Linked DNA regions of Mus musculus: region 2 is linked to region 1. The links are chromatin loops, found by intact Hi-C in ENCODE. Cell type or tissue: left cerebral cortex. All regions are shown on one strand.

Region 1 (2,500 bases):
CCATAGTAACTCTGAGCCCCAGCCTCTCCGGCTTGGCCACGGAGGATGGCGCAGCCAATAAGAAGCTGTGGGCGGTTTGGGGGGACCCCCCCTATAGCGTGGGCGGGGGTCAGGAGGTGCGGGGAAGAGGCGGAGCGTGGGCCACGGAGGCGCGGTGCTTGCAACGGTGCTTATGCCTCCGCCCCGCTATGCAGGGACATTTCCGGTGAGCACCCAAGAGCTGGTGCACGCTCCCCTCCCTCCTAAAAGAGGAGTCACCAACATGAATGAGCTCTCCCTTGTGTGGCGTGTAGGATCTTTTTTTGAGGGGGTCTCAAGCCGCCCGTTCTCGTGATATCTCTCGAATGGTGTATTGGGGGGGGGCAAACTAAGATCCCTCAAAACTGCTTAGATGGGGGATTGGGGACTTGAGGGGCACGTCGCAAGGGGGCTCTGTCCAGCTATTTCCAATGGAGGGCTCTAGGGTCCTTCTGGAGACCCGCAAGTTCGGGGAGGGCTCTTTGGTAGGACCTCTACCCCGTTTCACGTAGTAGCCTCCGCAGTAGCCCAAGAAGTTGGGACTCCGGGAGGGGGTGGGCGGTCTGTGTAAACATGGCGCGCCCTTGTCACTGCTTGGACAGAGTTTGAGTGTGGACGGTTTATGATGTGCATACTGATAACATGTGTCTGAGGGAGAGTTGGAATGTGTCTCTCTCCACTGAGTCCAAGTGAATAATGGTGTTCAGAAATGTCTAATAAAAGCCGCCCCGCTCCTGCTCCGAACGTATGTACCTTCATCTCACTTAGGATTTCTAAGCTCGCCCTCTCACAGAATACTGTTCGTAGTGTTCCACCCCAACCCCTTTTCTAAGATAGGGTCTCAGGTAGTAGAGGCTGACCTTGAACTCCTGGTCCTCTTGCTTCCAACTCCTGGGTGCTATGCTAGGATGATTACAAGAATGCGCCACCATCCCTGGCTTAAGAGTTCCTCATTTGAAGACAGAACCTTCCCCTCCCCCCCCCCGAATTGGCGCGATATAACATATAAATATGTACTCGGGAGCACTCAGCACAAAACCCCCAGGTTTATGGGACTCCCAGGTCCGATATCTGAGTCTCCAGGTGGGCACATCTGGAAGCGCGCGAACCTGCAAGATCTGCTCAGCTCCGCATCTGCAAGCCTCTTGGCCCAGGTGTGCGCCAGAGGTCGCAGCCCAGCCGCACACAGTCCCCGCGTGGCCGCGAGGTGGCGCCATGGCCGCGGCAGCGTCTGCCGGTTCGGGCCGCTCCAGATAAGAGTGTGCGGAAAGCGCGGAGGGGCTGAGACGCGACCAGGACGCGGGGAGGACGGACCGGCAAGACAGACCGACCGGGGGCCCGGCGGGCGGAGGGCAGCGCACTGCAGCCACGTCCCCCCCTGGATCCGCCGGCAGCCGGGCCCGGGGCTTCCGACATGCCCCCCAGGTGGGTCCTCGAGTTGGCGACAGGGAAGGGCAAGGGACCCGGGACAATCTGGTCCTCGTGCGCCGGCTACCTCGGGAGCATCCTCAGGCGTGGGCGCCCGGGTCGCGGCTGGCGTTTGGGGCTCTAAGTGTCTTCCCTAGAGGACTCGGGACGGCTGGGCCGCTGCTCGGCGCCGGGTTCACGGCGGGGTCAGCGGCCCGGGGCCGGCTCTGCCCGCACATGGGCTGGGGAGGAGAGGGGAAGGCAAGGGGAGCCGGCGGGCGGGGCTGGCAGGGGCGCTGCCCTGGCACAGCTCGGCGCCTGGCAGCGGGGCGGGTGGGGCGCAGGCTAGGAGCTGCCACCGCCTCAGGGAGGGAAGCCGGGCTGGGCGGCCGCCGCAGGTAACGGGCCGGCGAGGCCCTGCGGGCCAGGCGGGGAACAGGGGCGGGCGTGCTCGCCGGAGGGCAGGGCGGCTTTAGATTTGGTGTGGGTCCCCACTGCCACCAGGCTGCTGAAATTGGGGGCCCAGAGGAGGAACTGGGGGCCAGGGAGGGGGGCTGGGGCCGGCGCGCTCCTCCCGCCCTGTCTGAAGTTGGGAAAGTTTTCCCCGAAGTTTGAGGCGGCAGAGTTTCGGGGGAGACGGGGCGGAGGGGAGCTGGGGAAGAGATGTGGAGCCGAGGCCCCGGCTGGGTCCAGAACGCGGGTGGGGCGCAGGCCAGGGTCAGGGCCGCAGCCGGCTGTGCGCCGTGCCCGCCCGGGGCGCTGCCCCCTCCCTCCCCTGGGAGCTGCGTGGCTCCCCCCTCCCCCCCACCTGCTTCCTGCCTCAGCCTCCTGCCCCGATATAACGCCCTCCCCGCGCCGGGGCCCGGCCTTCGCGCTCTGCCCGCCACCGCAGCCACTGTCTCCGCTCCCCGGGCCGGGCCGGCCGGCCCTAACGAAGGCCTGACAGCCCCGGGCCAGGGCGGTGCCTCGATGGGCATCTTGCTCCCGTCTTCCTTATCACTTCCCCTAACCGGGGCAACTTCTTTCGAGGCGGGAGGCGCTTCTAACTCGGCTCCTTGTCTCCCCACTTGGGCAA
Region 2 (2,500 bases), 290 kb after region 1:
AGGTATGTATATTAGTTGGGTCAAGAGTCTAAAAGTTACCTCAAATAATCCAAAAATAAAGCTGGCCATGGTGGCTCACACCTTTAATCCCAGCACTCAGGAGGCAGAGGCAGGTGCATCTCTCTGAGTTCAAAGCCAGCCTGGTCCACAGAGTGAATTCCAGGACAGCTAGCTAGGATAACACAGAGAACCCTTATCTCAATCAATCAATTAAAAAAAAAACCTATCTTAATAAATAAAAACTAGTTACATGTGGTTTAGCTGAAATAAAATTCAACTGATACCTGTTAGCTATTTTAAATTGAGCAGTAGGTCTATGGGAGAGCCTTACTTTTGTGTATGCTTGAAATCTCCCTCAACCAAATGAGTTTTAAGGAGAAGGATAAGCTGGGACATGCAGCTCTCAGGGGCTGTCTTGATCCAAAAGTTTGTGCTACACAGATTGGTTGCTGGCCTCTGGGGTCTACCCAGGAACGGAGTCTAGAGGAACAGGGACATTGTAGAGTAGTATCACAGCCACAGTCATCTGACAGGGCACATGGTGACCAAAGACTCTAGGAGATAGTGGGACTCTTGCCACTGCGGAAATGTGGTCAGCTTTTGCACAGAGGAAGGCTGTGTCTCTTGTCACATTGTCCCTTTAGGGCAAGGCAAATGAGCGCCTGTGGCCTGGTTCTCATTTCTCACCTCTATTCCAGAAAGCCAGACCAATTCTTTCTCCTCCTCAGCAAATCTATAGGGGAATGTTGTTGTCTTATCTGGGGAGTTGAGCAAAGCTGAGGGCCCCAGAGTTGAAGTAAAGTCAGTATCACCTTGTAGGATGAGAGAAAATGTGTCCCAAACAGAGGGAGGATGTCCACTGTGAGTGCAGGCTGTCATTACCAAACCCAGGGCAGAAATGGGTAATCAGAGATCTGAGGTGTGGAAAGAGAGGGAGCTGGGGGAAGAGAGGCCCGTGGTGCCTGAGGGCAGCCTTTCTGCGGCTCCTGCTCCACCTGCAGCCAAGCTCCAACTTGTGGCAGTTTCAGAGTTCCACTGGGAGCTTGCTCCACTCCTTCCATCCCCTCCCCTGCCAGCCAGCCAGCTCCGCCTGTCTCCACTGTCACCAGCCTGGACCAGTACAGCAAAACTCTGCTCTGGGTGTTGCCCCCACAGCTCCAGGACCAGGTTGTGGATGACTGCTCCACCCACACTCTCCTCCCTCAGGTTCTCCATGGCAACTACAACCCAACTCCCCCACTGCACAGATGGCATTGGGGAGAAAGGTGAAACTGAGCCAGAGGTAGTGTGCCTGCTTCTCTCCACGCTTACCTTCCTCAACTCCTCTTGGTCCTTAGGCCAGCTTCCTGCGGTGCTGTGCTAATTGTGAGTGCTGGATCCCTCTCCTAGCACAACTGGGTAGTCCTCTGAAGGCCATTTAGTAAGTGCCACAGTTGCCAGGACTTTTAATTGCTGAGCAGAGATGGAAATACAAATGTATATGCGCCTGAGTCACAAGGTGGACTCATCTCATAGACCTTCCTGACGTCTTCCCTGTTTCTGAGGGCCCTTCCCAACCACTGTATTAGCTTCCGTCCATTTTTGTGAGTGCCTGAGACTCAGGCTTGTCATAGCACGTAGAACTGTTTCTCTCCCTGCCAGGCTCAGGTTACCTGCTGCAGATTTTAGCAGGTACTGGCTAAGCGTGAGGATGGAAACCATTTGCTGCAGGAGCTGGGGAGAGAGTGGGTAGGTGCTACGGCCAGAGCAAGCATCTGGGGTTGATTCTCCCCAAGACTGGAGAGGGTCTCCAGCATCACCTCACCCTGGGAACCGTTGGTGGTCACCTACTCTATTGTTAGTATCATCTTGAGCTGGTAACTTATTTACCTGCTTCTGAAATCAAAGCTATATGAAAGTAGCACCCCTTTCCCTGCAGCATTCACGCCCCCCCTCCCCAACACACAGCACCTTTGCGTGGGTACCCAGTTAGAGGGTTGGTTATGTCACTAGTTTTGGTTGTGAGCCCAGCTTTTAATGGCTGAGGCATCTCTCTAGCCTATTGTTACTGTTTTTAAAACCCAATAAAGATGTGAGTAAACATGGCGGCACACACCTGTCATCTCAGTACTCCGGAGGGAGAAGCAGAGGGTTAGAAGCTTAGAGATCTCTAGGCCACATGAGAGCCTGTCTCGGGCCCATGCTGCCTCCTTTATTTTAAAATGATTCACACAGAGACTCACTGTGTAGCCCAGGAGTACCAGACTTTACAGGCATAAGCCACCACACCTGGCTCTGCCCACTCTTTGTAAGCAGAAGGTGCCATGCAGTGACACCATCCTGTACCTTGCTTTTTTAAGTTTCCCCTGTTGGTTCCTAGAGAGCATCTCATTGTTTCTTAGAGCTGAATGCTACTCTCCTGTGTGAACAAACCATATTTATTTGGCCTGACCCCTGCTGATGGACACATGGGTGGTTTCTAGTTCTTTACTAGTATAACTAATTGTGCACTTACACCACT

What was found. Peaks named below come from ENCODE experiments on the same cell type or tissue, not always from the same donor. Only the 100,000 strongest peaks of a DNase experiment are listed, where the experiment ranks them.
Region 2: a loop joins it to region 1, with 15 times the contacts of the local background. A loop is called at or near these places in 2 of 42 quality-filtered maps.

The regions. Positions count from the first base shown.
Region 1 is chr11:75,167,946-75,170,445 of GRCm38, reverse strand. Hic1 (hypermethylated in cancer 1) reads left to right here and starts at 191. Exons shown (of 2, transcript NM_010430.2): 1 at 191-1,443. The coding sequence starts at 927. In left cerebral cortex, a CTCF peak has its summit at 1,212 (motif pointing right); DNase peaks (open chromatin) are centred at 670 and 1,205; H3K4me3 peaks cover 2,500 bases; H3K27ac peaks cover 1,018 bases.
Region 2 is chr11:74,873,538-74,876,037 of GRCm38, reverse strand. All of the region lies in intron 2 of Sgsm2 (small G protein signaling modulator 2), which reads left to right. Among named protein-coding and RNA genes, the nearest start is that of Mir6926, 6.6 kb to the right of the region's middle. In left cerebral cortex, no CTCF peak of the experiment used is centred here; a DNase peak (open chromatin) is centred at 1,180; H3K27ac peaks cover 521 bases.